2 separate regions of the Mus musculus genome follow, and region 1 is linked to region 2. A link is a loop called in an ENCODE intact Hi-C map of the cell type or tissue named here. Cell type or tissue: left cerebral cortex. All regions are shown on one strand. Links, peaks and the distances in the headings refer to the core of each region. The heading gives the core; the rest is flanking DNA.

What was found. Hi-C counts contacts between places; a loop is a spot of excess contacts. Peaks named below come from ENCODE experiments on the same cell type or tissue, not always from the same donor. Only the 100,000 strongest peaks of a DNase experiment are listed, where the experiment ranks them.
Region 1: a loop joins it to region 2, with 2.2 times the contacts of the local background. A loop is called at or near these places in 3 of 42 quality-filtered maps.

What each region holds. Positions count from the first base shown.
Region 1 is chr17:8,189,492-8,204,584 of GRCm38, reverse strand. It overlaps Cep43 (centrosomal protein 43), which reads right to left. Exons shown (of 12, transcript NM_201230.5): 10 at 13,148-13,187; 11 at 12,304-12,400; 12 at 8,115-10,064. The coding sequence ends at 9,990. Among named protein-coding and RNA genes, the nearest start is that of Cep43, 32 kb to the right of the region's middle. In left cerebral cortex, for the core only: a CTCF peak has its summit at 6,761 (motif pointing left); DNase peaks (open chromatin) are centred at 5,294, 6,749 and 10,719; H3K27ac peaks cover 196 bases.
Region 2 is chr17:8,276,038-8,291,130 of GRCm38, reverse strand. It overlaps Mpc1 (mitochondrial pyruvate carrier 1), which reads right to left and starts at 7,344. Exons shown (of 5, transcript NM_018819.5): 1 at 7,170-7,344. The coding sequence starts at 7,240. In left cerebral cortex, for the core only: a CTCF peak has its summit at 7,066; DNase peaks (open chromatin) are centred at 6,873, 7,405, 7,730, 8,181 and 1 more place; H3K4me3 peaks cover 2,955 bases; H3K27ac peaks cover 3,169 bases.

The sequences.
Region 1 (15,093 bases), core at 3,437-11,436, 87 kb after region 2:
TAAAGAACTAAACAAAAACACATGGCTATCAAGAAAACAAATAACCAAATTTTAAAAGTAAAGAACTAAAAACAAAGCTCTCAAGATATGAAGCACAAATGCCTGAGAAGCACTTAAAGAGATGTTCAGCATTGTAGTCAGCAGGGAAATGCAAATCAAAACTACTCTGCGCTTTCATCTTACAGAATGACCAGTCCCAGTGGCCAAGATCAATAAAACAAATGATAGCTCATGGTACTGGGGATGTGGGAAAGGAGAGCATGCATCTGGAAATAGGTGTGGGAGTTCCTCAGAAAGCTGGGAATAGCTCTACCTCAAGAGCCTGACATACAGCTCTTGGGCAAGCAATCAAAGGGCTCTACATCCTACTACAGGACATTTGTGCAGCCATGTTCATTGCCACTCTACTCATAATAGCCAGAAACAGCCTAGATGTTCATTTATAGATGATATGCAATGAAAATGTGGTTCGTTTACACAATGGGATATTACTCAGCTGTTATAAATCATGAAATTCACAGCTAAATGGATGAAGGCACAAAAACCATACTGAGCAAGATAACAAGGACCTCGAAGACAAATATGGTATGTGTTCTCTTCCGGGTGGATGTTAGCCTTTAATCCTTCAGTAGGCATACTTCAATCCATATAACCAAAGAGATGATTAAGGATAGAGAAAGGGACTAGGGGTGAGGGAGGATTTCCCAAGGAAGGAGAGATAGAATATACAGTTAGACACAGGGTGGAGACTGAAAAGGAAGGACTAAATGTGTGTGTGTGTGTGTGTGTGTGTGTGTGTGTGTGTGTGTGAATAAAGAAGGGAATTCCCCCAAACAACTTAGACTATTGCAAGGCCATTGGCTGCTCTCCAAAAACTGATGCTGAGACCCTGTTGCTGAAGATGATATTCTCATTGAACACAGAGAGGTCTAGCTCGTGCCTAACTACAGCCTTCACCACTACTGCCTAGTGTTCAAAGGTTCTCTGTAAGCTACCAGAGGAGAAAGCTAAACACCAACCCAACTACAAACCCTTTGATCTACAGTGGTGACCTGCTTGCAAGATGTGCTAGTTAACAGGGTCACAGACATTGTGGGAGTAACCACCCACTTTCTAACTGGGATCTAAGGCCCATTCTAGGAGATGGAACCCGTGTCTGGTGCTTGAGTGGCCAGAAACTGAGACTAGATAGGCCATGGACCTAGGGGAAAACCAAATCCGATTGTTCTACTAAAGGAGCTTGCAGAGGCATGATGACTCTTGATGACATTCTGCTGTGCCTATAGATCATGTTCCATTGAGCCAACCCCAGTGAAGCTTTCTCCTGCAGGAGCTGGGAGCTATACAGACATCCATACCTGGGCAATAGGCAGAGAAATGAGAGGCCTTGGAGCATCCAGTCCTAAATAGAATGTCTTTACCAGCCCCCCCCCCCCTTCAGGATGTGTGGACCTCTCAGAAGAGGAGGCAGAAAGATTGTAAGGACCAGAGGGGATGGAAGACACCAAGAAAAAGCTTCAGACACAGCAGAACTGACACACAGAAACTCAGAGACCAAGACAACACGCACACGGCCTGCGTGGTCCAAGCCAGGCAGAGTTCCAGTGCTGAGATGGGAAAGTGGACAAGAGATCCATCCCTAAGCAACTGTCTCCAACTGACCACTGCTTGCAAAGAAAAAAAATTAGTTTTCTCCAATGGAGACTCAATAGGTATATAAACCACATTTAAGGGCAGGCGCCATAGGGTTTGGTTTGGTTTTTTGTTTCTTAACCTTATTGATATTTTGCTTGCATGTTATGGCTTCATAAGCTTGTATGTTGTGCTTTTGTGGGTTTGAGTGTCTCTGTGTTTCACATGCTGTTTTAAATTTTTATTTATTTATTCTGCCTGTTTTCTAGAGAGAAAGAGAGAAGGTGTGGAGTTGGGTGGTTTGGTGGTGGTTGGGGAGGATATGCGTGGAGATGAGGGCAGGGAAACTGATCAGGATATATTCTATAAAAACATTAATTAAAAAAAATAGGCTGTTGAATCAATAAAGAAAATTCACCCAGTTTGTAGTTTCTATAGTTCTGTGAATCTTTTGACCTTGAAAAAAAGAGAAAAAATAGGGCTGGAGGGATGGCTCAGTGGATAAGGTGCTTTCTGTATAAGCCATGATTTTGATACTCAGGACCTGTAGTAGGAGGAGGGAGAGTTCTGACTTCCACAAGTTCACCATGGTACATGCACCCCTCCCCTCTCTCTGTTTATGTTTAGCATAAACAGTTTAAAGTTTAGCATAACTGTATTACTTTCTAAGGAACGTGTTTTGACTTTCAGGAATGTGTTTTGGGAGGTGGAGGGATGGCTCAGTGGATAAAGTGCGTGTGAGGGACTGAGTTCAGATCCCTGGAGTCCATGCAGAGCTGGGCATCGCCATGTCCATTTGCAGTCCCAGTGTTCCTATGAAGTGAAGACAGAATACACAGAAACTCGAGGGTGGGTCACCCTACCCGAGTACACACAACAGTGAACGAGAGACTGTGTCAAGTAAGATAGAAGGTGAAGATCAGCATTGGAGGATGGCCTCTGACCGCCACACTCCTGCCCTGGCATGCACATACTGGCCCTCACACATGAGCATGCATGCACAAAGATAACACGGGAAGCAGTGTTTTAAGGTAACATGAGGATCGGTGAGACCGTTTGTGTATTCTCATCTTCATTATGTAAACTTTCCTCCATAGATAGACAAGGAGCACAAAGGAGACCTCACTCTTCAAGCTTTCAAAGAGTTCCATTTCAGAAGCCACTGGCCATCAGTGGGCTAACGCCCCGAGAGGTGGAGGGTGGAGACCATCTCCAGGAGCCCACTCCCTCCTGCCACTGTAGTGCCATGTAGAACACACCACAGCATCCTCAGAACCTGCATCCCGTCATGGGGTAGGGCACATGGTTCCTTAAACGCTCATGGACAGCTATGAAAGTCTTCCTCCCTAAGTACTTGACATCTAACTGAACTCGGGCCACTTATGAGAAAACACAGCAAGTGACGCGATGCATGTCATGGGGGAGGGGTGTTCTGGAAAGAGGGGAGACAGACACTGAGCAAGGGACAGATATCCTCCCAGAAGCATGGATGGCTAGCAAAATTAGCAAGGTCTCATTCTCCAGAGGTGCAACCTGGGGGCTCAGATCCCTGTGGAGGCAGCTGAGGACGCCCTCTGAACTTCATCTGATCTGCCTTCCTTATCACTCTGTCGCTAGGAGCTTCCCTGGTTCACTTCTTAATCTTGGGCACTTAAAAAAAAATACAGTTATAGAAAGCAGGAGTCCCAGCAGATGCCGGGCTAGTTATACATGGAGCAGGTATACTAGGGACAACATGAAGGCAAAGCGCAGAGGCACTGAAGACTGGCCCTGCATCCTGTTAGAGGAAAATTATGATAAACTGACATGTAGGCTGTAGGACCTGGACCAGTCACTGAGAAAGATAAATGAAAATACATTTTAAAAGATAAAGAAAACATTTAGGGAATTACATTGGAAAGTATGAAAATATCTGCCATATGAAACAAAAATGGTCTGAGACAAAGAACCAGATCTGAGCCTTAGCCTTATTAAAAAAACCTAACATGGCACACATATTCAATTATAAACATTCCATCCAAAATAAAGAAAAACAACAAGCAAACTAACCCAGCCACACGGCATCTACGGGAGACAGCATAAAATCCAAAGACATAGCTGTCTCTGATATCCTTTGAATTAAAAGGATGAAAGGAAATGACATCCCATGCCAACAGGCACTAGGACAAGAATGGCTATACCGCCACCAGACAAGATGGACATAAGCAATCAGCTAGGCAGGGTGGCGAAAGTCTGTAATCCAAACCGGGCATGGTGGCACACTCCTTTAATCCCAGCACTCGGGAGGCAGAGGCAGGTGGATTTCTGAGTTCGAGGCCAGCCTGGTCTGCAAAGTGAGTTCCAGGACAGCCAGGGCTATACAGAGAAACGCTGTCTCAAAAAACCAAAACAAACAAACAAACAAACAAACAAATAAATAAACAAATGTCTGTAATCCCAGCATTTCCTTGTGGGCCATAAACCTGAGGCTAGCCTGGTCTACACTGTGAATCTCAGGTTTTAGCTGCTTCTGACAGCTGGAAACTGGGAATGCTGGTACTGAACGACGTGTTCAACACCACTCCTTCACAGGGCCATGCGCACAGATTCTCTCTACTACTTATATTCAGTCTCTGTCACTTCACTTCCTGCATCTCTGCTGACACCCACGCTCCTTCCTAGGGACATTTCCCCTGTGGAGTGGCCCACTGTTTATTCCATGGGATCCAAGGAGCACTGTCAATCACAGGCCACACAATCCAAAAGCAGCTTCCTGGTACATGTTTGCTTCTTCCCTGCTTGTCTCCATGCACAGCCTGCCATCACCTCTCAGCCAAGCTTCTTCACAGTGTGGCAAGTGACACCTGTCTGTACCATGTCACTCCATCACAGACTGAGCTAGCCAGGAAGCTGAGTTTCAGGCACAGGATATAGAATAGGATCAAGGCCTGAAGGGAACTGGAATGGGCAGGAGTTCTAGGTCTTCAGGGTTCACAGAGAGCTTCCAATGGAGGCTGATGACTGCCTTCCCACCTGAAGGTGACATGGTTCTGTGCTTCACAGACCACACCTAGGGGCCATTAGAATCTGGCACACTCAGTGGCAGAAAACTGGTTCTAACCTGAGCCTTGAAGTGGGGGAAGACTGGCAATGCCGAAATGTACGTAAGATGGGGAGGCCAGGGTCCTGTGGGTAAAATACAGTAGTGGAGCCAACCCGGAAAGCCGTAGTACCTCAGCAGCAAGCACAGTCCAGGAACCGCGCAGCTGGATGGAGAGACAAGTGACTGTCCTGTCAAAGCTCTGAACCTGGGTCAGAAAGACTAAGGCCTCGGACCACACAGGAGGGGAGGAGAAGAGAGTGGAGAGGTATTGTGGAAGTACCACTTGCCAGTGATCTTCATCTCAGGCATTTCTCTCATTTTAGAAACCTCAGAGTGAGCAGGAGAAGGAAAAGGGCCCATGATGACATTGCAAGTTGCCTGCATGTTGCAGTGAGAACAGAGGCTGGGGGTGGAGGAAGATGGGGTTAAAACAGCAAGAATACGGAGTGAGACGGGTATGCTGCTTGAAGCCAGGTATGAGACAACCATGCTCCCAGCTGAGACACTGCAAGCTAAAATCAACTTGGGTGTCTTTGTCTACCCACCATCCGCATGCCAGCATGGACTCAGGCAGCTATAGGACCTTCCTCATTCTGGTTCCTGTTTCTCAGGAAGGGGAGCAGGCCTGCAGGAAACAAACCTTAATCCATACAGCTGCTGTGCAGGCGTGCAGGCAAGCAGGCAGATTTGGACAGCACAACCTTCTAGAAGCTATCTGGGAACCTTAGAAGGTAACCTTGGTCTGCAAGTAGAATCTACCCTGCAGGATTACAGTATAACTTTAGATGGTGAGACTGCTCAACCTCACTGGCCCGGAGTCCCACGTTCTTCTGGTAGCAAGACTTTTTAAGGTTTAAAAAATGGTCTTACGGATCTAAGCTCCATCCACAAACCATCTTCCTGGGAACCACACCTCCTCTGCAGGATCCTACCCAGGGACATCTGTTTCCCACCCAGCCGGAATTTTCTGTGTGACCACCTTAGTGCTGACCTCAGTTATAGGAGGGCCTTTGGCCAAGTTTCCCAACTATTCTACGTTTGGCCTTTTTGTAAATAGAATTCTTTGAATTCAACCTGTAAGCTCATGAGTATGGTTGTGATACATCTTGTTAGTCCAAACCTTCCAGCCCTGAATATATAGCCCAATTTGGATTTAGAATTCAAATTCACTTGAGACCCAGGCACAGTGGTCTGGGCTTGCAGCTCCAAGCACTTAAGACTGGACTGGCGTGTACTTTTAACCCAATGTGGGATTAATGTCAACATTGTTTTTCCTTCTTAAATTGGACAGTGAGGCAAATGAGGCAATTTTTAAACAAGTTACTTTTTTTGAGATGCCTGTTTTAATAAAGTAACTTCCAATTACTAACCCTGGAGTCAAGATTACAAATAAATAAATAAATCCTAATGGTGACAGGGTGAGTGATTTTATAATTTTTCCAGCATGTATTTATTCATTTCAGGTGAATGAAGACAGAGCAGATTGATATATAATTTGGGAACTTTAGCTCGATCCAATGAATACTGAATTTCCAACTTTGGGGAAATGTCCAATGTACTTTCAGAGTTAAATCAGCTCAGATGATTGTGACACAGGCCATTGGCTGTGGCTATGTGTGTCCTGTTACAGATCACAGCAGCTAACACTGCACATAGTAGCCAGGTCAAAAAGTATTATCTTAATGCCATTTTCTCTGCCAGGAAACTGCCTGCTCTTTTTCAAAGTCCATGTAGGTATATAGTTTTTTCAATTGTTTCTTATTTTTTCCTTTTTATTTAATCAAAATTTTTAAATTAAAAAAAAAAAAGGACTGGCGTGTACTGATTGAATTCTCCCCAAGTAACACATCAGGAAACCATGTAAAAGGGGGAAAAACAAACCAACCAACCAACACAACAAACCCAAACCACAGGGCTGGCAAGATGGCTCAGCAGTTAGAGCTCTTCCAGGAGACCTGGTTAAAGTCTCTGCATCTACATGATGGTACATCACGTCAGCACCTTTAATTCTAGTCCCAGAGGATCCAATGCCACCTTCTGGCTTCTATGGGCACTACATACATTTAGTATAGATATATAAGCAGGCAAAGTATCCATATGCAAAAGATGAAAATAAGGGGAAAATTAAAATCAATCACTTTTTGTTCACAGCCATGTGTTTTAGGTAGAAGTCGTCAACTCAAATCTAACTAGCTTGACGGGTGTGACTTCATCCTCTGGACTCCATCTCCCCACTAAGGCTTTGTCTACAACAGGGGCTGGCAGCATGGCCTGTTAATGTGCACAGGCAGGGCACCATGGTCCTAGTCCAGTACTCAGGGCTGGCACTGCACACCTCTCCAGGACAGCTGCTCCTTTATGTCAACGAGGACACCAGGGCTATGAGGAGCTCTCCATGTTTGGGAAATGTCCACTTGGCCTTCAGTCTGAGGAGCTGTCAACCTCCAGAATCAAACCTGCACCTAACGACCCCATCTGAAGACTCCAGGCTGGCAGGGACACTATCCCAAAATGTAGCCCTGAGCTTAGGAGGCGCTGCTTGGCCACTAAACAGTCCCTGCATTCTGCAGTACTTGCAAAACCCATTTTTAAGTTTATACTAGGGTCCAAATGCTCTTATTAAATTAGATTTTAGCACAATTCCTGCTCTTTTGGGGTGCTCAGACAACATCCAGGGACATGGATCATTCCAGAATGAGTGCTGTGTGACTACTTCCCACCAATTCAAACACTCCCTCTTGCAGGGAGAAGGCAGGCACAAATGCAACAGAAACTTGTAAACTCGGTAAGTTTAGGAAGCTACAAGTCTAGTGACTCCCTCTCCAAGGTTAGATATGCAGTGCACAGTTGCCAAGGACACTCCTCAGACGAGCTGTTGGTTAGGATGCTCTAGGGATGCTGGATCTAAGTAGTCACATGAGTTGGTGTGGGCTCTGTAATTAGCCCCAATAAACCGACAAGTTCACCGAACCAGACTTGAATGGTTTCTTGGGTATCCTATCTAGGTGAATGACATTTGTTCATGTCTCCCACAACAGAGAAATCAAACACAAGGATAAACCTAAGTGGAGAGAGAGTACTTAGTCTAGTGTGACATTTTTACTGAAAATCACCCTTGTGTGGCTGCGAGGAAGCCATTTCAGACAAGGAAAGGTGAATACAAGCACCTTGAGAAGCTGTGGGGTGCAGAAGCTTGGGGGCCTGCAGGACCCAGTTCTAGGACAGTGAACAGAGGCTTGAGATGGCACGAAGAACAAGGGAGGCAGGAGCACCATCTGCTGCTGTAGTACACGAGGGGCAAGATGGTTGCTCATCAAAATGAAATGGCATTTTACAAAGCAAAGTAGAGCATTTAAAAAACAAAAACAAAACAAAAAAACCAACACTGTAAAATGGAGGATACTGCCGGCCAACATTTTAATCCACTGTTCAAAGAGACATTTATTACATGCAGAACCTGTCATTCATTTCACACATTAAGGTTTAACAGGTTAACAATATCTAAGCAAGGAATACTGTAGAAACCACTTCTTCCCTGTTGAATTTCACATTTTTAGAAGTATTCAATACCTGCATGTAGTGCTGACCACAAAGTTGAAGCCTGCTTTTTCTTTCCACCCTCTCAAGACTTACCAAAAGGTCAGTCACTGGGTAATAGAAAGTCTCAAATTTCACATTTGACTGTTGGAAAGTCTTCCTCAAATATACAAAGCCACATCCTGCCATGCTTGCAGGCCAGTTCACTAACTGGAGTGCCTACCAAATATTAAGGCACACATCTGATCCAGACTCCAGATGCTCAGCAGCCCCAGGCTCTTCCACAGTACTGAAGAGATGACAGGGCACAGCATTATCTAACAAGACGACGACAGCATCTTCATCCAGTGCTGATCCGAAGAGTCAAGCATGGGGCAGACTAAGAACTTAAGTACCCAGGGCTTCCAGGACACCTCTGTTTCTGTCCTACTTCCTCTTGATGATTATAGCTCAGTTTCACTTAAGTTTTAAAAAGCCAGACTCTGTTGTCAGAGAGCCCGAGTCTTTATTACTATATTTTCACTTCCTCTACACTTACGCCTGATAAACGTCGATGTGCTTACGCACTATGGACTGGAAAGTGGCACTGATACAAACCACAGCACCTGCTCACTCACTCACTCACCATGGATCAGTGATGTCCAATTTCTCTTTTAATAATAAAGGTAGCTTTTAATAGTCATAATTGAAATAAAATGCACCTAAGTTTCACACAGTCCCAAATTTTAGTGGTATGACTCATGCACTGGGCTGAGTTTCTATCTGTACATTTTCAATACTTTAACATTACAGACGCCACTGTCCTATATCGCTGCAGTACTACATAAACAGTGTACATTAGATCTGCCACGAATTCTACTATTGGCTTTATTTTTAAAGAACTACAATGCAATTATGTACAGTATACAAAGTTTGTCAAACTGAATATGCATGGTCTTAGGCCATTACTACTATTTCACTCCAATTTGGATTTAAATATAATCAACTTACAGATCTGAAATAAAAGCACTGCTTAATGGTTTCAGATGCATTTTGGTATTGAATGTTTCAAGGCATTTTTAAAAATAATAAATTACGACTGTAATGAAGTAATCTGTGACTATAGCTGCTTACAGACAGCAGGAAGAACGTGACCTTAACTGGTAACTGTTATTGACAAGTCTATGAATTAAGAGTACTAATCATTTCTAGTTTAAAACAAGCAAAACTAAGAGTACAGAGTACTTGAATATAACCGTAATGGTCTAACAAACCTTCCAAATGGAAGGAGATACAAAATAAAGTTCATAGATCAATTTACCTTGTACTGATACTCTTCAGCACCATGGACTTACCAGGTCAGTTCACCAACTCTGGGCTAACCCGCCTGATACACACTAAGTGGGCGAGCTCCCTGGAGCAGCCACAGACACATAGTGGCACAAACCATGGCTGTACTGACCCTCTTTCTGCTCTTTAACACTGATATTTCACGGTTCCCTTGCTATAGTGAGCCTGACTACAGATGATTTCCTTGGAGCCATGCAGTTAAACCAAATTCAGAAGAATGAATCTCCTAGAAATGGCTCATATAGGAAGTATATGTTTACTAAACCGAAAAGTTTAATTTTAAAAATATCTGCAGTCTTTTTGAAATGCAAGGCACCAGCAGGAGCGGACATTCCAGCAAGAGTGACTGAGGAAAATGGAGCCAGTGATTCGTTTGTCCTCTGTTGCTCAGAATACTTCCTTTTCCTGTCTATGCAACATCTTCCAGATAGTCAGCAACATCACTGAGCTGGGAAACAGTCAGGTCTTGTGTGAGGTCATCGAGCTTTGTTGTCCAAAAGAAAGAGAAAAATCAGTATAAGCAAAGTCTGAATCAATCTGTATATTGTTAGATTTAAACGTATATATTTATAAACATATAACTTATCTTTTAAAGTCTGCTTGGGGGGGCCAGCCCTGGACTAGAGATGGCTTATGGGGAACAGGGACACTAGGTGAGAACAAGTCTCCTCTGCAAACTTTGTGACACTCTCTTAACTCTGCTCATCTGGCCCTTTGCATCTTTCTTTGTTATTCTTTGGATATAGGAAATGTTAAAAATAGAATCTCTTCAAATAAACCACCCTCCTTCTCTCCTATGGCCAAACAGCAGTCTTGGTATACAACTTTCTGTCACAAAGAAAATTGTAACTATTGTACATAACCTTAAAGTTGTTGTATTGTTTAAAAAGAAAATCAAAAAAGCCCACACATTGCAAAATCCAGAATCCTTTGGATCTGTATGTCTTTTTACTAATTGTTATTAAATAATGAATTCCTTAACGTAATCCATTGTATTTGCAAGACAACTGACTACTGTATTAAAGCCAATTTTAGACTAGAGACAAGAGCGGGGTGGGTGGGGAACTATAAATAAGAAAGATCTGTCATCATCTACAGGAGACGTCTGTCTCCACTGAGCTGCTGGGCTCAGCAGTGCTGCTGACTCCTGTGTGACTCTGCTCTATGCTCAGTCTGTGAGTCAGCTCCAATAGCTTAAGGTGGACTCCTTTCTATTTTATACGCACTCTGATCAAGCTTGCTGCAAACAATGTCAATCTGATTTCTTCCTTGGCTATTTGGATGTTTATTCTCTCTCCCGCCCGACCGCTCTGGCTAGGCTCTCCCGCACAGTGCTAAATCATGGTGGTCAAAGTGTTGAGTGCTGTGAAAGTCTGAAAAACAGTAGTTGTTTTTCTTCCTCTTGCCTCCCGGTCTCAGTTACTGCTGGCTGCTGCTGGGGATCAAACCCAAGCCTCACTCTTGCTACCTAAGTGCTCTATTGCCCAGCTCGCCTGCTTGTTTCTGTTTTGAAATCTGTGATATCACCAAGAAGATGAGTTAGCAACTGACCTCTAACATGAATTCCATTACAAATGCTACACAAAAATAATAATGCTCAGTATAGTCTTTGATAAGACTTCAAACTGTTTGACTCTTCTGGATGGTAACTGGTGTAAAGGTTAGAGAAGAACCCATCTTATATCCTGGGGTAGTAATTACAGACGGTCTCTCGCCTGGTGTCATTTAAGTGCTAACATTTTCACCTTATAAAAGAAACTGGTAAAGCTGGGCATAGTGGTAGCACTTGGAAGACAAAAGGCAGGCGGATCTCTGTGAGTTCCAGAACAGTCAGAGACTGAATCTAAAAAAAAAAACAAAACCAACAAAAAACACCTCCCAAACCAACAAAAAACGAAAAAACAATCAAGAACAATGGAAAAAATAAACCACGCCAACAAAAAGAAACTGAGATGTTAAGACTCATGCTTACCTAAGACAACTAGCTTCTGAAAGGTGGAGGCAAGAGACTTGGTTCAAGGTTGGGGCTTGCCTTTGCTACATATTAAGTTCAAGGACCCTATCTCAAAAAATCCAAACCAGACAACAAAGGAACTCAATACAATAAAAATAACATAAACTCAAAATTTGCTTACTTCTTCTAAAATACCATCTTTCTTGAAGGCCTTCTCCTTGTGTGATAATCGGAACTCAGCCTACACTCACCTTTTTTGAAGGCCTCGGGCATCTTCTAGTTATCTCATGACACGAGAGGGCAGACCCACCCAAGTTGTGAACAACAGAGATGATGCAGCTTATCTCTGTTGGGTGAAAAGCTCCAGTGTGGATCTTAACAATGGATTCCGGGCTTTAACCTCAAGTAAAGGCTGTTTCCTTTTGCTCTCCTGCCTTGGGGAGCCTGAGATGACCAGAAGTCCATCCCACCCCCACCTTTCCCAGGAAACAGAACCTCACCTGTGACCCTAAGAGAGGCAACATCTGACTCGAGTCCTGATCCCTTGTGGCCACTCTTAATCAGAAGCAAGTCCAGAGAGGCCTGCCAGAGCACAAGTACCAGCTAATGATAGCCGAGTCTCACAGACCCCTAAAGGTTTGCTTCAGACTTGGAATATGTAAGTGTCATCAACTTCTGTGATTTTCAACCATATTTTACTAGTCATATACATTTCCTAGGCCTCACAAGTCATTAAGTGGACAGACACACCCAGACTGTGGCCCCTTACTTTATCACTGGTGTTCCCGTCCTCTACTCCCATGGAAAGGTCTTCTTCAATCTCTTCACCAATACTTAGCTCACTTTTTTCTGAGCGATGGCTAGCACTAATTAAAAGAGGGGAAAACGACAAAGAACTCTGAAGAACAACTACTATTGCTCAAACTTTCCAGAGATTCTTAACCCTCTAAATACCATACAAAACCAACATTAAACATCAACTTCATATATAACATCTGAGAAAGCTGACAAGGGCTGCAGAGGCAATCACAGGGAAAACCTGATCTCTCAAATGCCACTCGTCATATGCTATTGCTATCTCTAAAACACAGTATAATAAATTATAGTAGTAAACAGGAATCTCTAAGCAAAAGAAAAGTGTCAAAATACCCAGACATGCTATTTGAATTTTCTAATCCTATCTATAACAAATATTATTTTCCCATTAAAAGGCAATTCATACAAGAAAGTTACCTCAAACAAAATGTTAAGTAATGTCATATTGAAGAAGGCAGTTTTGCTTAAAGTCAAACTCAGATGATTCCCACCCCCAAAGACAAAAATGTGCCTTAGGATAAGCTAGCGATTTGGTTTTGAGTGACAGGCTAACAACATCTCAGCCACTTCTTTATTTTTTCCAACCCCCGGCCCCAACACGGCGTACATACTCATCTGTACTGTACTGTGAGATGAAGAAGTCACTCCAACATATAATTTTGGAGTAACTATCTTTCTGTACTTTCAATCAACATGAAAAAGATAATTAAACACCAAATAAACCCAATGTAATTTTGCCATATCTGTATTCAGAAAGTATTTAAAGATTCATATATTCACCTCAAGGTGTTTCTTACCTATTAAAATCATCAGCATAGTCCTCATCTTCTCCAGTGCCTGGCAATCAGTTTTTAAAAAGGAACATGTTAAAAATATTATTTAAAATACTTATTTTAAATAAGCATGTTTCCTGTAAAACAATATATTTTTGAATATTACTTTATGAAAACATAAGTACCACAATAGTATCTAACTGTTTTTCAGATTTATTTATTTTATATGCATGAGTATTCTACCTGCATGTATAGTATGTATGTGTGCCATGTGTGTGTCTGGTGCCCAAGGAGGAGAGAGTATTGGAGCCCCTGGCAGGAGGCAGAGCTACCATGTGGATGCTGTGGACTGAGCCTAGCCCTCTGCAGCAGCAACACTCTTAAGCACTGAGCCGCCTCGCCAGCCCAGGGATTGTAGTTTTAGCACATAAAATGAAGGCAGATATAAAAGCTGTTCAAGTGGTTGCATCATAGGCTAACTAGTGAATACCCCGTCTGTGTTCTAGGTTCAGGAAGGTGGCTTAATCATAGGGAAACTCCCCATGATGCACCCCTGGAACCTAATGAAGCACGGCTCTGGGGGTAGCTTAATAGCAGAACACTTTCCCAACATGTTCGTGGATCTGGCCTCTAGCCTCTTCACCACAAAAACAGAAAAAGTGACACAGCAGCAAGGTACCATCAACTTCTCTAGCCATCCTGTTTCCAACTGCCATGACCTTCAACTCAGTAGTTCACTGAAGATTTTAAAAACAATCAGAAAGTGTGAAGAGGCAACAGCGCGTGTATGTGGGCCTATCACCCAAAGGGGTGCTTCGAGCCCTTTTATGATCACGTCCAAGCACAACCAGGCCCAAACCACAAAGTTCTGAATTCATAGGGTTTGATGCACAAGAGGTTCCAAATGCAGTCACCACAGGAGCTGCTACTAATGCAGAAGGACCTTAAGCTTCCTCATATACACAACAATCTGAGGAGCTAAACTATAGCTCTCAGTGACAACTAACTGCAAACTAGTTGTTTTCCGATGCCTTTTAGAGCAGCCAAGGAAAGATGCTGGAGAAACAAGACAACCACTGCCAATGGGAAAGAATGGCAGCTGGGAAGTGCACAGGAAGTATCTGAGGGGCCAGAGGAGGCTGTAGGGCAGGAAAATCCTGGATGGAAAGTTAACTGCTCAGAGCTGCTGCCTATACTATCCTGGGTCTGCTAAAACATGGGACCAGATCAGAGGAGGATCCAAGACCTAGAGGGGCAGAGCCCTCTCTTACAGAAGCTGATTAGTCATCTATCACACCCTGGGGTGACTCTTAGACTCCCCCACAGCACAGCAATGAACACAGAGAGAGAGGCTTTCCACCGTACAACAAAGCAAAGGTAGCATGCTGGGTGAAAGAAAGAACTCGGAGGCAGCGTACACTGAAATCTAAGGTGGAGGGGGACAGATCCCAGGAGGATGTGCTCCTGAAGGGAAGTGAAGCCAGACACAGCCAAGACCATGTCTACAACAACCACTGTGGAGCAAGACGGGCTGGCGGAACACAAGAGTGACCTGATGTCTTTTCTCACAAGGAGAATGGTATGTGGGAGAGGCAAGATTGAAAGTTAAAGGTAACAGAAAGCCGGGGAGGTAGCAAAGCTGTAGCTAACTGGGGGGCGAGGGCTCCAGTGGCAGGTGAGAAAGGCACGGCATGGGGTGAGGAGAGAGACTCTTTGCTAGAGCCCCTGAAGAGAAGTAACAGGCAGGGACAAATTTCTAGGTTGTTCTTCTCTGGAGTAAGGAAGCTGTCTCTATCTCCAGCCACAAATGTTTAAGGGGCTGCAGGAGCTTGAGAGAAAGCAGGCAGTGTCTAGTCCTCATGGGAAGAGAAGAGGGAAAATGTTCTGATAACAAAACCCAGCTTTGGCTGGTCTGCAAGTGCCACTAGACAAACAATGGTCACAGCTGACTGCTCTGTCTCCAAGAATTA
Region 2 (15,093 bases), core at 2,924-10,923:
ATTGGAATCCATCCTAGTTTGTTTTCTGTTGCTATGACAAAGAGCATAGCCAAAAACAACTTGGAGAGGAGTTTTTTCCATATTATGGCCTACAATCCAGCATGAAGGGAAGTCAGAGCAAAACCTCTGACAGGAACCTGGAGGCAGAAACTGAAGCAGAACCACAGGAACACTGGCTACTGGCTACCCTCCATGGCTTGCTCATTTCTTACACAACCTAGGACCATGTGCCAGGAGTGGCACTGCCCACAGTGGCCTGAGCCCTCCTGTATCAACCAGTAACTTACAGCTCCAAGAGTCCAACCAAAGATGTAGCATGAAACACTTTATTCCATATGGCTGAACAGGAGGAACAGGGGGCCTAGCATTCTTTTTTTTTTTTTAAGGTTTTATTTATTTATTTTATGTATGTGAGTATACCAGAATAGAGCATTGGATCCCATTACAGATAGTTGTGAGTCACTATGTGGTTGCTGGGAATTGAACTCAGGACCTCTGAAAGAGCAGTCGGTGCTCTTAACCACTGAGCCATCTCTCCAGCCCGGGGCCTAGCATTCTAAGAGCTTGAAGGTTCTATTGGCAAAGGAATAAAAGCAGGGACAAGGTGTATGCATAGCAAGCCCAGGTGGTCAGCTGTGTTCTGGTTGATCATTTTCTCAGGTCTGGTTCTATGTGGTCTTGCTGTGGAAAATAACTGTGGCGTGGGGTAGTGGTGGTGGTGTTTAGCTCTGGCCACTTGAGGGGCAGCCTCAGTTCCATCATTGGGTGAGCTGTTGACAAGTCTCATTGTTCCTGGATTTTTGAAAATATCTCAGTTATCCTGATCTTGGTGTCCTCAAACTTCAGAGGGGAAGAAGAAAGATTAGGTCACTTTAGGATAAATGAGCTTTGTAGAACCAGTTTTAGACCAACACTCCCTGAATAATTAACATGTTTACTTGCAGAGCTGGGCAGGAATCTGACCTCAGGTTTAAGGTAGCAAAGAGGATACATGCAAAACTGTGTGCATATTTATGTGCACATATGTGCAAGACAGAAGACAACCTCAACTCTCATTCCTCAGGTCCTCTCCTCCCCATCTTGGTCTCTGTTTGTTTGTTTGCATTGGCATGGAGATTGTAAAGTAGACTAGGCATACTGGCCAGCAAACCCCAGAAATCTGCCTGTCTCCACTGCCCCAGTGTTGCAGTTACAGGGGTCCAGGCCAATCCCCCTTTTTGAGACAGGGTCTCTGTGGTAGTTGAATATGCTTGGCACAACAAGTGGCACTATTAGGAAGTGTGGCCTTGTTAGAGCAAGTGTCACTGAGGGGGTGGGCTTTTAGAGCTTCCTCCTAGCTGCCTGAGGACGCCAGTCTTCTCCCAGTGGCCTTCAGATAAAGATGTTGAACTCTCAGCTCCTGCAGTACCATGACTGCCATGCTTCCTACCACAATGACAATGGACTGAACCCCTAAAACTGTAAGCCAGACCCATTTAAATGTTGTCTTTACAAGAGTGTCCTTGGCCATGACGCCTCTTTACAACAATATAAGCCTTAACTAAGACAGACTCAGTGTGTATCCTTGGCTGGTCTGCAATTCACAGTTGTTGAATACACCAGGCTAGCTCTGAACTTGAAGAGACCCACCTGCCTCTGTCTTTCAAGTATGGCTCCCCACCAGGCTTCGTGCCAGCTCCTTTTAATGTTCTAAAGACCAATTTTGTCTTAGTATTTATTACTGTGATAAGTGATAAATCACCATGAACAAAAAGCACCTCGGGGAGGAAAAGTTTGATTTTGAGTACACATCCAGGTAACGGCCATCGTCCAAGGCAGTCAGGGAAGGAATTCAAGTAAAGCGGGGCCTTGAGTCAAGGGAGGAGCTAGTGCAGAAGTCAGCCATGACTTCTTATTAGTTTGCTGCTTATTAGCTTGTTCCCTCTGGCTTGCTCAACCAGATTTCCTTTAGAGCCCAGAACCACCAGCCTACATGTGGCACTAGTTACAATGGACTTGGCCCTCCCACATCAATCACCAATTAAGAAAATGCTGTACAGGCTCGATACAGCTGTCTTACCTAGACATTTTCTCCATCAGTTCCCTCCTCTAGCTTCTCATAAGATAAGGTAAAAACTAGCCAGCACAAAACTCAACCATCACCCCAGGTGAATGCTAACCTTTTATCCTGCTTTTAATTGCAGGATATCTGCAATTATGTTGTATCTGTTAAAACATTTAGCCCATTTCAATTTAGTTGTCTTAGGAACTCCATATATTTTGGCTAACAGTCCTTTATTAGTCATCTTTTTCAAATACATTTAAGTTCTGTGGCTTCTATTTTCTATTTCACATAGGGGATTTTTAAAAATTGTTTTCTGAGACAAAGTCTCCTCTTGTAGCCCAGGCTCACCTGGAATTCTCAGCATCCTGAGTATGGCATCTACAGGTATGAGCCACACGTCCAGTTGAACATTTGAGTCTAATGAAGGCTGCTCCACCCGTTCTTTCCTTCATGGATGATGCCTTTGGCATTCTATCTAAAAAAATCACTGCAAAACCCAGATATTTGAGACTTTCTCCCATATTCTATAGTTTGCACTTCATGTTTTAATCTATAAATGTAAATTGAGTAAATTTTTGTTAAAGACATAGTCGCTCAGTGCCATTGCTGACGCTATCCTTGGCCGATGTTCAGTTGACAGCACTTATGTGTGTTTACTTATGACCCATCTATTCTTTTTTTTTTTTTAAGATTTATTTATTTATTTATTACATGTAAGTACACTGTAGCTGTCTTCAGACCCTCCAGAAGAGGGAGTCAGATCTCATTACGGATGGTTGTGAGCCACCATGTGGTTGCTGGGATTTGAACTTCGGACCTTTGGAAGAGCAGTCGGGTGCTCTTACCCACTGAGCCATCTCACCAGCCCCATGACCCATCTATTCTGTGCCACTGATCTGTTGTCTATTCCAGTGCTAGGAGCACAGACTTCATTACTGTAGCTTTACAGTAAACTGCAAAACTGGATATTGTCAGCCTTCCAACCTTGTTCTTCCACAATGCTGTACTGAATATATCGAATCTTCTACTCTCCATATATCTATCTATTTTACCAGTTTACTCTTATCTTTTTTTGTGTGTGTTTGTGTTGCTGGGCATCAAATTCTATATTAAGTCCAGAATCCACTTACTGATAGCTGCAAATTAAATTTTGCTGGCATTTTGACTGGTACTGCACTGATTCTCTAAGTTAAGCTAGGAAGAATGGTCATCTTGAAAATACAGTCTTTCTATCCATGGACAGAGTAGCTCCTCTCCATTTGGTACCTTCGATATCTTTCACAGGTTTTTTTTTTTTTTTTAAAGATAGCTCTTACATATCATTTTGCTAGATTTTTATTTACATCTTTTTCATTTAGGGACAGGTATGTAGCTTAGTGGTAGAATGCATGTGTAACATGCACAAGGCCCTGGATTCATCAGACTCCAGCCTTTGAATGTGATAATGTAAATGGCACTGTATTTAATTTCAAATCGCATTTACTAGTTGAAAGTATGTCGGAAAGCAATTGACCCAGGACCTTACTTACTAATATCACTTGTTGCATAAAATCTTTGGTCCTTTTGGATTGTCAACATAGACAATCATATTATCTTTAAGTTTTGCTGCTTTCTTCTAGTATGTGTGGCTATCTTTTTTTAAACTGAATTAGTCAGATCTTCTTATATGATGTGAAAAAAATAGTTCTAGGGAATATCTCTACATATTCCCTTTGAATCCATCTGTCTGGCAAGCAGTCGCCAACTGCCCATTACTATCATTCCACACTGAGAACCACAGTAAGCACTAATTTAATCAAGCGCTGATTCTATTATTCAGTTAGAAGGTTGATGACGCAGAATGATAAAGGACAACTACCATGGAAGAAGCTTGTGTTTCACATAAATCACATTAGTCATTAGCTGGCTTATGGGTTTTCCTAAGCTTATTTTATTTCCTAATGTCTGATGAGCCCAGGCTGGGTGTGGCAGCACACACCACTACTCCCAGCTCTAGGGTGCTCTCTGTGAGTTCAAGGTCAGCTTGATCTATAGAGCAAGTTCCAGGCCCACTGTGGCCACACAATGAGAATTTGTCTCATCCCCACGCAGTCTCTACCTCCCCAAAAGGTATTCCAAAAATACCCAACCCTGCAAGTCTTTCAAACCATCCTGTGCATCATTATTCTACACATCAACCCCGTTTTGGCCTCACAAGTTGAGCATTGAAAAGACCTCAGGTTTTCTAATTGCTCTAAATATCATCTAATTGGTCATGTGGCAGGCAAAGTGCTAGGTTACCCCCAACTCTAATATTCCATGTTTAGGAAGCACTCCTTTTATCTGCTACAACTTTTCATTTGGGTAAATAATATAAACAAAGCCTTCCTGGGAACTCAGAAGTGAAAGTCAACTTAGAACACCTTATTAACTTGAGAATATTCACTGCCAACATCTCACTAACCTCAGAGCTGTAAGCATACTGTTAAAGCATTGGACAACCTGGGTTCCACCTAAATAACATGTGATACATACATACACAAGTATGTGTGTGTATGAGAGAGAGAGAGAGACAGAGAAAGGAGAATATGTGTGTGTGTGTGTGTATATATACAGTCACCTCTGCTCTAAATATAAACTTTCTGTCAGTAAGGTACATAAGGAAATCTTTTTGTTTTGTTTTGTTTTTTTCCAGACAGGGTTTCTCTGTATAGCCCTGGCTGTCCTAGAACTCACTCTGTAGACCAGGCTGGCCTTGAACTCAGAAATTCGCCTGCCTCTGCCTTCCGAGTGCTGGGATTAAAGGCGTGCGCCACCACGCCCAGCAGGAAATAGTTTTTTTAAAGAAGACTTTGAAAATCCAGATGTGGTGGTGTACACCTTTATTCCCAGCACTCAGGAGGCAGAGGCAGGAGGCAGAGAGGCAGGAGGCAGAGAGAGAGGCAAAGAGAGAGGCAGAGAGAGAGGCTGCGAGGCAGGAAGATCTTTGTGAATTCAAGCCCAGCCTGGTCTAATGAGTTCCAAGACATGCAGAGATATGTAGAGATCCTGTCTCAAAAACAAAACAGGGCTGGAGCGATGCTCTGCCAAAGGTCCTGAGTTCAATTCCCAACAACCACATGGTGCTTTACAACCATCTGTAGTGGGATCCGATGCCCTCTTCTGTGTGTGTCTGAAGACAGCTTCATTGTACTCATATACATAAAAAAATATAAATCTTTAAAACAAAGCACCCAAAAGTAAAACTAAGAAAGTGGTTGGAGTCAGGTAGTGGTGGCGCACGCCTTTAACCCCAGCAACTTGAGAGAGGCGGAGAGGCAGGAGGATTCCTGAGTTTGAAGTTGAGCCTGGTCTACAGAGTGTGAGTTCCAGGACAACCAGGGCTACACAGAGAAACCCTGTCTCGGGGGGGGGGGGGGGGAGATATATGACTCAATGACTCAGCAGGTAATGACGCTACTGTTCTTACAAAAGAGCTGGTTTTCATTGCCAGACCTACATGAAGGCTCTCAACTGTCTGCATGCTTGTTCCAGGATGCCTGTTCTGACCTCCATAGGTACATATACTCAGGTTCACATCAAATACATAAAATTAAAAAAAAAAAAAAGAATCGAGGGCTGAGGGTATAACTTTGTAGGCCTTTTAAGGCACAGGACCTGAGTTTGAGACTCAATATTAAACAAAAAAGAACGGGGGTGGGGGAGGGACTGAGGGACTGTTAAGAAAACAGACCTAGAAATATAGAAAGTTCTTGATCTGAGTCTTATCAAAAATCAAGTGCAGCAGCACGGTGCACTGGGGGTTGAGCCCAGGCATGAAGGCGGGTCCCAGGGAAACAGAAGCGCCTCGCAAAGGAAAAGACATTAATCAAGATGGTGAAGACGGATGAGTAAGACAGTTGTAGAAACTCAAGGCACTAAGTATTTACTATTAACTACAATACTACTGTAGACTGGCTGGCCTTGAACTCAAGAGATCCTCCAGCTTGTCTCCCTTGTGCTGGGATTAAAGGCGAATGCCACCACTGGCAGGCTCGGTATTGACCACTGAGAAGAAAATTAAAAAGCAGCCCTCCACTTATCTAACTTTAAAATCACAAGAAAATAAAACTATGCTTGGAAATATTGTAATCGGTTTCTAAATTTTGTGAGATCCTTAAAATAGAATCAGGCACCAGGAAATTATAACTGAAAATGAATTCTGGAAAGTGCTTCTTCAACCTCTCAATGTCAAGCCCTCGGGACACACACCTTGCAAGTAAATGCCTCTTCTCAGACGCACTGCGTGGCTGCGACACATGATTGTCCGGTCCCCCTCCCCCAAGCACCGTCAAATGGAAAACAAACAAACAAAAAAACAAACAAAAAACCAAAAAAAAAAAAAAACCCCGCCCTCTGTGCTGCAAATTCTAGCTCCCATTACCCGGATCCCGGCACATTCCAGCACCGCTCCCGCCAAGTCCCGGGCCGGGAGACGAGGAGGGGGATGGTAGCACCCAGTGTCCCCACGTCAACCCACGCAAGGGCATCCTGACTGCCTGCCCAGGAGCGGTGTTCGTCCGGTCGGTCACGAGCCGGAGCGGCGTCCCTGCAGTCACACCGCGTCTTTCAGTCAAGGACTGGAGCTCTGTTCCCTGTCACCAGCCATTCCCTGGGTCGTCCTGCCCGGGAGCGCTGTCCGCTCGGTCACTTGTCGTCCTCTCAGTCACGGGTGGGAGCGCTGTCCCCTCGGGCATGGGTGGGAGAGGCGTCCCCTCCGGCACAGGTTGGGGCGGGGTCCCCAGTCACACCATGTCTTTCAGTTCGCGGGGCTGGAGCTGTTCCCTGTCACCTGCCATTCCCTAGGTCGCCTTAACCAAGAGCGCTGTACCCTCAGTAACCTGCGGTCCCTTAGGTCACGGGTGGGAGCTACGTCCCCTGAGTCCTGCTGTCCCTTCAGGCACGGGTGTGAGCGCTGTCCCTTCTGCCCTCCTAGTCACAGGTAGGAGCGCCATCCCCTCGGTCACTTGCTGTACCCTCGGGAGCGCCGTCCCCTCGGGCACCGGTAGGAGCGCGTTCCACCCGTGCGCCGCTCTCCTACCTTGGCACGGCGCCGCAGGGTTTTCCCGCAGCGGGCGGCTCCCCCACGGCCTACCATGACGCTCACCTCATGAGATAGTCCCGGAAGTCCTTGCTCCGGACATAGTCCGCCGCTTTGCGCACCAGCGCTCCAGCCATGGCCGTGCCGTTGGCGGTGAAGCCGCTACCTAGACAGATGACACCGCTGTGGACTCGGCTGAGGCCCTCGGCGCTCTCACCCCAGCGCCCGCCTCACGACACTCGGAGAAGCCTTACGACCGCTCGGCGCTCCACCAATGAGAACGCGCTAGACCGCAGAGCGCGTCCGGGATTGGCTGCCGCGGTCGACACACCCCCCGCCTGCCCTCGGGGCGGTGCGCGCCGCGGGGCTGCCGTCGTAAAAGGGCCCGGCGGCCCGGACGACTGGCGGTTGCTAGGGGCTGCGAGGGTGACACTCCTCTGCCCGGGGGTCCTGGGCAGGCTTCCGGGGTCTCAGCGGGGCGTGGTGGGCAGGTCGGGCTCCTGTCACCCCTCGCCTGTCCCTTTGCCCCGCGGGCGGCTGCACAGAGACGGTGAGATCCTGCAAACCGGCGGCGACCGGCTTGGGATGGAGTCACCGAGTGCAGAGGAGGGAGGCAGTTAAAAATAGCTAAGAGCCTCAGTCTCCAGAAGTGTGGCTGCCCACGTGTGGAAAGCACAGGTTACATAAGTGCCCGGAGCGTGCATACTGCAGCTTTAGCCTGTACACCCGCAGAGGCTCAGAGCCACACCCCAGACATGGCGGGGGGGGGGGGGGCAGAATGCAGAGAGAGTTGAGCCGGAGGTAATGAGAAGGGCCTGGCTACATTTCCTGTCACCACTACCACTCTTGAGGAGAGGAAAGGTGACAGAATCCCTTCCGCCGTAAACCGGATCGCGTGAAGAACACAACTGCCTTCAGGCTGCTCGCAGCCACACCCGAGTAGGCCACACCGCGCTAAGGGTCGCTAAGGCCCGTCCCCTGAGTTCGTGCCAGTGTCAGTCTTTGTTTACCAAAAGGAGGCTGAAGACGACCTTCCCCTTATAGGGAAGGGTCTGCAGGGCCCGGACTGCAGCGCTCTTGCCAGGTTTGCTCCGGAAGCCCTGGCTGTGTTCCATCTCCAGCACTGCCGTAAACCAGGCTGGGTGGTGGGAAGTTCAAGGTCACCACTGAGTCCTCGGGGTGGGGCTTGGGGCGAAAGTTATTAAACGAATGGTAATCTTCTGTGGTTTTCCCCTTCTATGCATAGTAAATATGTGCAGCTTTTCTCAGATTTAATTTTTGCCGGTTTATTCTAACAATCTTCCGAGAATAGAGGGGACTCTCTTCCTTACCAAAACCGAACCTGAAGCGGGCCTTGGTGGCAAATGAGTTTGATCCCAGCACCGAAGATGCAGAGGCAGAGGCAGAGGCAGGAGGATTTGAGTTCAAGGCCAGCCGTGTCTATATAGCTAGTTCTGTAGCCCTGGCTACTCAGAGAAACCCTGTCTCAAACAAAATTTAAAAAACGAAAAACAAAAAACAAGGCCAGGCAAAAAAAACAAAACAAAAAAAAAAAAAAACACACAAACAGCAACAACAACAAAAGCACAATTTGGGGATTATACCTCAAATCAAGGAAAGTTGAGTAATTTAGAATGCCACTGGGGAATATGAAGTCTGGAATGCACTGGCAGAAATGAATATAGGAAGTTAAACCAAACACTCAAGGGAATGCATAAGTATTAAGAATGGACATTCCCTTTGGCCAGCAATTCCTTTCTAGAGCTGTCCCTGGAAAGGCTAGTTTGTGGAGCTTATTTTAATATGGAAACAATCCTCAAGGCGTTCCAGCGTGTGTCATAGTGTGTAACTTAGCAGGTGAGAGAGAAAAGAGGACCCATTCAAGGCTGGCCTGCGCTACATGACATCCTGTCTTAAATAACTGCAAATTAGTAATAAACCAGGCCTGGTAGTGTACACTTTTATCCTAACAAGTGGGAGGCAGAGGTAGGCAGACCTCCTATGAGTTCTGAGACCAGTCTGGTTTAGATAGCGACTAGGCAAGAAAACAAGTTATTTATGTTCTAGTGCTAAGTAATTATAGTATTTATCTGCAGGAAAAAATGTGTGGACTATTGTATAAAGTATGTTACTCATTTGTGCTCAGCGATGTTTTTGTGTGCAAAGATATTGGGACAACACTGACAGTGGCTACCCCTAAGTGTAACGGAAGGGACATGAGATGGAGGAAAGTAATTTTTTTTTTTACTGTGTAGCCCTGGCTGGCCTGGAACTTGTGACATCTTCTGTTAAAAGGATGTTTTATTGTAATCTGGGCATGGTGGTGAACCCCTCTAATCCCAGAACTCAGGAAGCAGATCTCTGAGCTTGAGGCCAGCCTGGTCTACCTAGTGCATTCTAGGACAGCTAGAGCTTCATAGTGAGACTCTATCAGTCAATCGATCAATCAGTGTTTCATTATATGGATAGAATAATGCTTCTGAGTGGTCTCTAGATCTAGAAACATTTGAGAGACTAAGGTGCAAGGATGGAAGTCAGTTCACACTGGGTCAGACACAGCGGGGAAAGTCTAGGAAGCTTATGTCTGAGTCATGATACCCACTGCGACCAAAAGAAAGTTCTGCAGTAGCCTGTGCCTACATGTGTCAATACCCCGGTTAAAGCATGAGTGAAGGTACCAATTGTGGGTGGAAAGAGATGTTCCCAGAGCCATGTGGGCTATTGACCCTAGGAGGTCCTAGATATTTCAAAACTGAGAAAGGCTATTGCCACTGCTGCTGGGTGCTTGCCAAAGTTAGATACTAACGCCCAGTTGCTGAAGATGCCATGCACTTTGGTTGTAAGACTTGGAGACATAAAGCTGGAACTGAACTAGACGTGTTCCCTGTCTGCTGACTAGCGTTTAGAGTGCTGGAAGGTGTCTGAAGACTGCTGGGGAGCGTTGTGGTCCAAAGTTCTACTCAGCTGTGGACCCTGCATGCTACACGATGAAAGTGCCAGGCAAGATAGGGCAGGCAATAGTGGCATGAAGTTTCATGGCGCAACCAACTTTCTGATTGGTGTTAAGGTTGTGTCTCGAGGGGAATTCATGCCTAGTGCTGTAAGCTCACACAAAACCAAATGGCTGGGAGTCAGAGTGTGCAAGATCGCTTTATGTCAACTTGACACAAGCTGAAGTCTGAGAGGGGAACCTCAACTAAGAAAATGGCTTCTTAAGGTTGGGCTGTAGGCACACCTGCAGGGCATTTTCTTAAGTGGTTATTGATGGTGGACCATTGTGGGTGGCGCCATCCCTAGGCTTGTTGTCCTGGGTTTTGTAAGAAACTAGGCTGAGCAAACCATGCTGAGCAAGCCAGTGAGCAGCACCCCATCCATGGCCTCTGCATCAGCTCCTGCCTCCAGGCTCCTTGTAGACATTATTTAATCTCAATCAGGGGCTTCTACCCTGCCTTTGATCATTCAGTTCCTGGAATGATTCCACACTACTTTTATTTTTATAATAATCATTAATCAGCACTACAGCTGGGCAGATATTGACTCTCTAGGCTATTAGGATTTATTTCCCCATTAATATCCTGGAATTATAATTATACCATGTTTCATCTGGGCTGCTCTTAACTGCAATTGGCCAACCCTTCTTTCTGATTCACCTCACTCATGGTGTCTTCCTTCTCTCCCCATCATGTTTCTCCTCAGACCCAAGCTCAGGAACTCCAAGCCCTGCCTATCTCAATTCTGCCCAGCTCTATGGTGTAGGCATCTTTATTCACCAATCAGGGATAACGTAGAGGCCAAGGTCACTTGGGTCTACAAGGGAATTCTCTCATCCTGTGGGTAACCAGGCCTCAGCGGCCAGTATTTAGTATTATAATACATAGCAAAAGACCAAACCTCATCAGCTGCTGTTTGAGTTCCTATCTGACTTTTTTCCATGATAAACAGTGATGTGGAAGTGTAAGCCAAATAAACCCCTTTCTTTACAACCTGTCCTGCTGTTTTATCGCAGCTGTGTCTGCTTGCAAGACAGCATCACTAGTGGGCCTGCTGGCTGATGGGGAGGATGGGGTAAAGAGGGTCGCTGGAGCCTCACCGGCAACTTCAACTACTCCTTCCTGTAGCTTGCAGCCATTTGTTCACCATTCTGCCTTAAGTGAACCTGTTCTCCAGGCCTCAGGGTGTGGGGCGGGGGTGGGGTTAGACTACACAGGCTGGAGAAAGGTAAGTGAAGGAGGGCCCCGTCTATGCCTCTGTGAGGAAGCCATAATCCACTGACACTGTTTTTGGGTCTCCCACACTCACCCATGCTCTCTAAGCCCAACAAACTCATTGGTTCCCCAGGTTGGACTCCAGTGGGATTATACGTGTATTGTCTTTGTGGTCTTCTATGGAGAAGTAGAGCTAGTTTCTGTCTCCCCAGGGAAGCAATTCTAAAACCCTGGCACTGACCTAACTTCCTTCTAACTGGGTCTCACCCCTTAAAGATTCTACTAACCCCTTAGCAGAAAGTTGGGGTCCAACCTCTCTACACATGGACCTCTGGGACCTTCCTGGTCCGTGCGTAGGATTACATTAAAGAATAGAAGACAAACGTTTAGTGACATTAAGGACAGAAGACACATTTGAGAATGAATGTTGTTGACAGGTGTCGACAGAACCGCATGTGTTTTCTCCAACCTGTGAAAGTACATGAGCATACAATATTGCAAACCTATGATAACACCTTCTGCCCCATGGTGTGATGGGATCGCCTAGGAAGCAAAGGTCCTTGGTTAGTAGTAGTGTTGTTGAGACAGGGTCTCAGGCTGACATCCAGCTATGTAAGCTAGGACGACCTTGGGCTTCTGAGTCTACTGTCTCTATCTCCTAAATACTGACCCACAGCCTTGCCCCACCACGCCTAGTTATGCAGTGCTGCAGAGTAAACCCAGGAGGTTTGCCTATGCCTAGCAAGCACTCTACCTACTAAGTAGCCGGAGCTGGGCCTCTGTCACTGGTGACATGAAGAGCTCCTGTGTGCTCACCAGCATCATTCATACTTTTTCCCCATCACAATAACTCAGAACATGGCTGTAACCAAATGTCATGGCTTCTTAAGTAAAACTAAACTTCCCTCATAGGACTGGCAGCTGCTGGGCTTGAACCCAGGACCCTGTGCACACTAAATGTATACTCTGTCATAAGCTGCAGCCCAACCTCAGACTCTCAGTATATGTATCTGCTGTTTAATGACCAGATCAGGACACCTGGCTAGTCTGTCACCTCAAGCACTCATCAGCTCTTTGTGTCAGAGCCTGAAAACATTTCCCCGTGTCATTAAAAATGTTTTTATCCAGGTATCATAGTGCATCCCAGTACTGGGAGTGCAGAATCAGACAGAGCTCTAAAACTGAGGTCAGTCTAGGCTATATAACTTTGGACCAGTCAGGGTTACATAATAGATCCTGTCTCAGAAAGTGAACTTTGCATAGTGCTAGGATAGTCCTTAGGGCCTGAGGTCATTGCTATGGCCTTTGTCATTGCTATGCCCTGTGTTCATGCCTCAAAAGGAGCGTAACTGTGAAATGACCTGTGTCCTCTTTGTTTCTGCTTTCTTCAGCTCTTCCATCTCTGCTGCAAACCATCTGCTTGGCCCATTAGAGCACTTAATTCACGGAGCAAAGGGTGGCCTGAAGGATTCCAGACTAGAAAATAAAGCAACTTAAGTGGGGGCGGGGAGTTGCTTGTGCCCTGATGAGTTATCACACACAAGCACTTGTCTTCCTTCTCTGTCTGTCTCAGGTTCTGGTTCTCACCCCATAGACAAGTCACAAAAGAAGGGTCTCTCAGGTAGGCAGCTTTGTGGCTCCCTAGTGAGTGAATGGCAGAGAGAGGAAGAACTTATGTACTGGTCAGTAAATGCTAAAAGTCCCCCACTGAAAACTCGGGGGGACTAGATCATGGCACAGTGCAGGCCGCTCATCCAAGCTCCAGATTGCCACACCAACCCCAGCAGAATCTGTGTGACAAGTTCCACAGACTGAGGCGAAATTTTCAAAAGGAGGCCTCCTGGAGCTGGTTGTGGAACTCTTGGCCAGAGCAAAACATTGAGCCGTAGTTCTCATGGCAAATTTTCTGTTTTGTTTTCTCTATTCCTTTTCTTATTTACATATTTCTGGTAGCCTAGGCCAAGATCTTAAGCAAGAATAATGGGTAAGAAACCATCCCTTGAGATGGAGTCATTAACAGGACCTTATCTCTGGGGAAACCAATGCTTTACTTTATAAATTATTTACAAAATTATATAGTAGTAGTATGATAGATAAAAACCTTCCCAACAAAACAATTTCATATGGCTGCACATGTGTCATTGGAAGTGGGCTTTGGTATATGGTAAAGAAAGCCTTAAATAAAAAGATTTAAAATAGTTTAAATTTATGCATTGACTATTTGTTTAAAAAATCAGGTATTAAATGTTAAACAATAATTGATCATAAGATCAATTAACCTGCTCTTGGAAATCTGCCCCTATCTTGGATGACTGCCCCACTGAATACATCCTTTCAGAGCTGTAACGCTTGGATGATTTCTAGGAATCATGATGTCACGTGTTCCGTCTGTGATTCACTGAATACATCTATTCAGAGTTGTAATATTTGCTTCATTTTTGTGCTTCACTATGCCAAATGATAATGATGGTATTTGTGATTGCTTCACTAAACACATCTTCTAAGAGTTGTAGTATTTGGGGTTTTTTTTGGGTTTTTTTGGTTTTTTTGGCTTTTTGGCTTTTTCGAGACAGGGTTTCTCTGTGTAGTTCTGGCTGTCCTGGAACTCACTCAGTAGACCAGGCTGGCCTCAAACTCAGAAATCCGCCTGCCTCTGCCTCCCAAGAGCTGGGATTAAAGGCGTGCGCCACCACCATCCTGCTATTTGGGTTTTTTTAATGTATAAAAAACCCTGCTTGAGAGCTGCAAAATACTCTCAGATTCAAACTGCCTCTGTGTTTGTTTCTGTTTGTCACTGCCGGATCCTTACCCACCTAGACTTCGAGGACCCTCATTCCAGGGACCCCCGTACCCGACTGGGGTGGTCTGTGGCACCAGAGGCCACTTTAGTTCCTGCACAGACACAGCCTGTGTCCTCAGGAGCTCAGGCAGAAAGGGGAACTTCCTGGTCATGGAAGTAGGACGCCTGCTTGCATCAGAATGTTTGTTAGTTGTTTTCTGAGTCTTCGTGAGACTCAGTGAGGGTCTGAGAGCAGTCTGCACCTAAAGTTCCTGAGTCCCAGAGCCAGTCTGCAGAGAGCTTCTTACAGGTTGGGGTTGGTGGTCCTGTCTTGACCACTTGAGCTTTCTGAGTTGCGGCACCCTGGAATGCCCACAAGTGGAAGCCATTAAGTCCTACAGGGCCTCACTTTCCTTGTCTATAAAATAGACACAGTAACTCTTACGTTAGACCCTACGGGCTATTGAATTCTTAAGAAAATGCATGGGGATAACATCCATGCCAACTGGAAAAGTCAGTGATGGAGCCTGCACTCACTGTGGACTGGGACTCAGCTTGTTCCCAGTACCAACCAGACAGACAGAAAAGGAACAAGGGCTTGGTGTTGTCATATATACAGCACAATACCCTCCGCCCCTTTCCTCCTCTTTAAGGAACCTCAGGCCCCTCTACCTGCTATCCTCCTCTGGTTAATAAGCTGGATCACAGCCCTCAGACGCCGCATGCCTTTGTTGTCCTCTTGCAGGGCAAAGGGCTACAGACAGTATCCCTGGTGATTTCTGACCTTGGGGGAGGTTGGGGCTGTGGCTACTCTTGCTGTTTGTCCTGGTCTGCATGTATGCTTCTCTTGCACAATCCCCTGTTTCTATGCAGGTGACAAACAAGTTTCAGGAAGCCAGATCAACAGCAAAGTGACACGTCTCTGCTTGTAGAGCTTCCATGAGGAAGCAGAGCCCCCTGGCCACAGCCAGCAGGAGCAGGGTCTGTGGCTGTCAAAGCAGCCCCC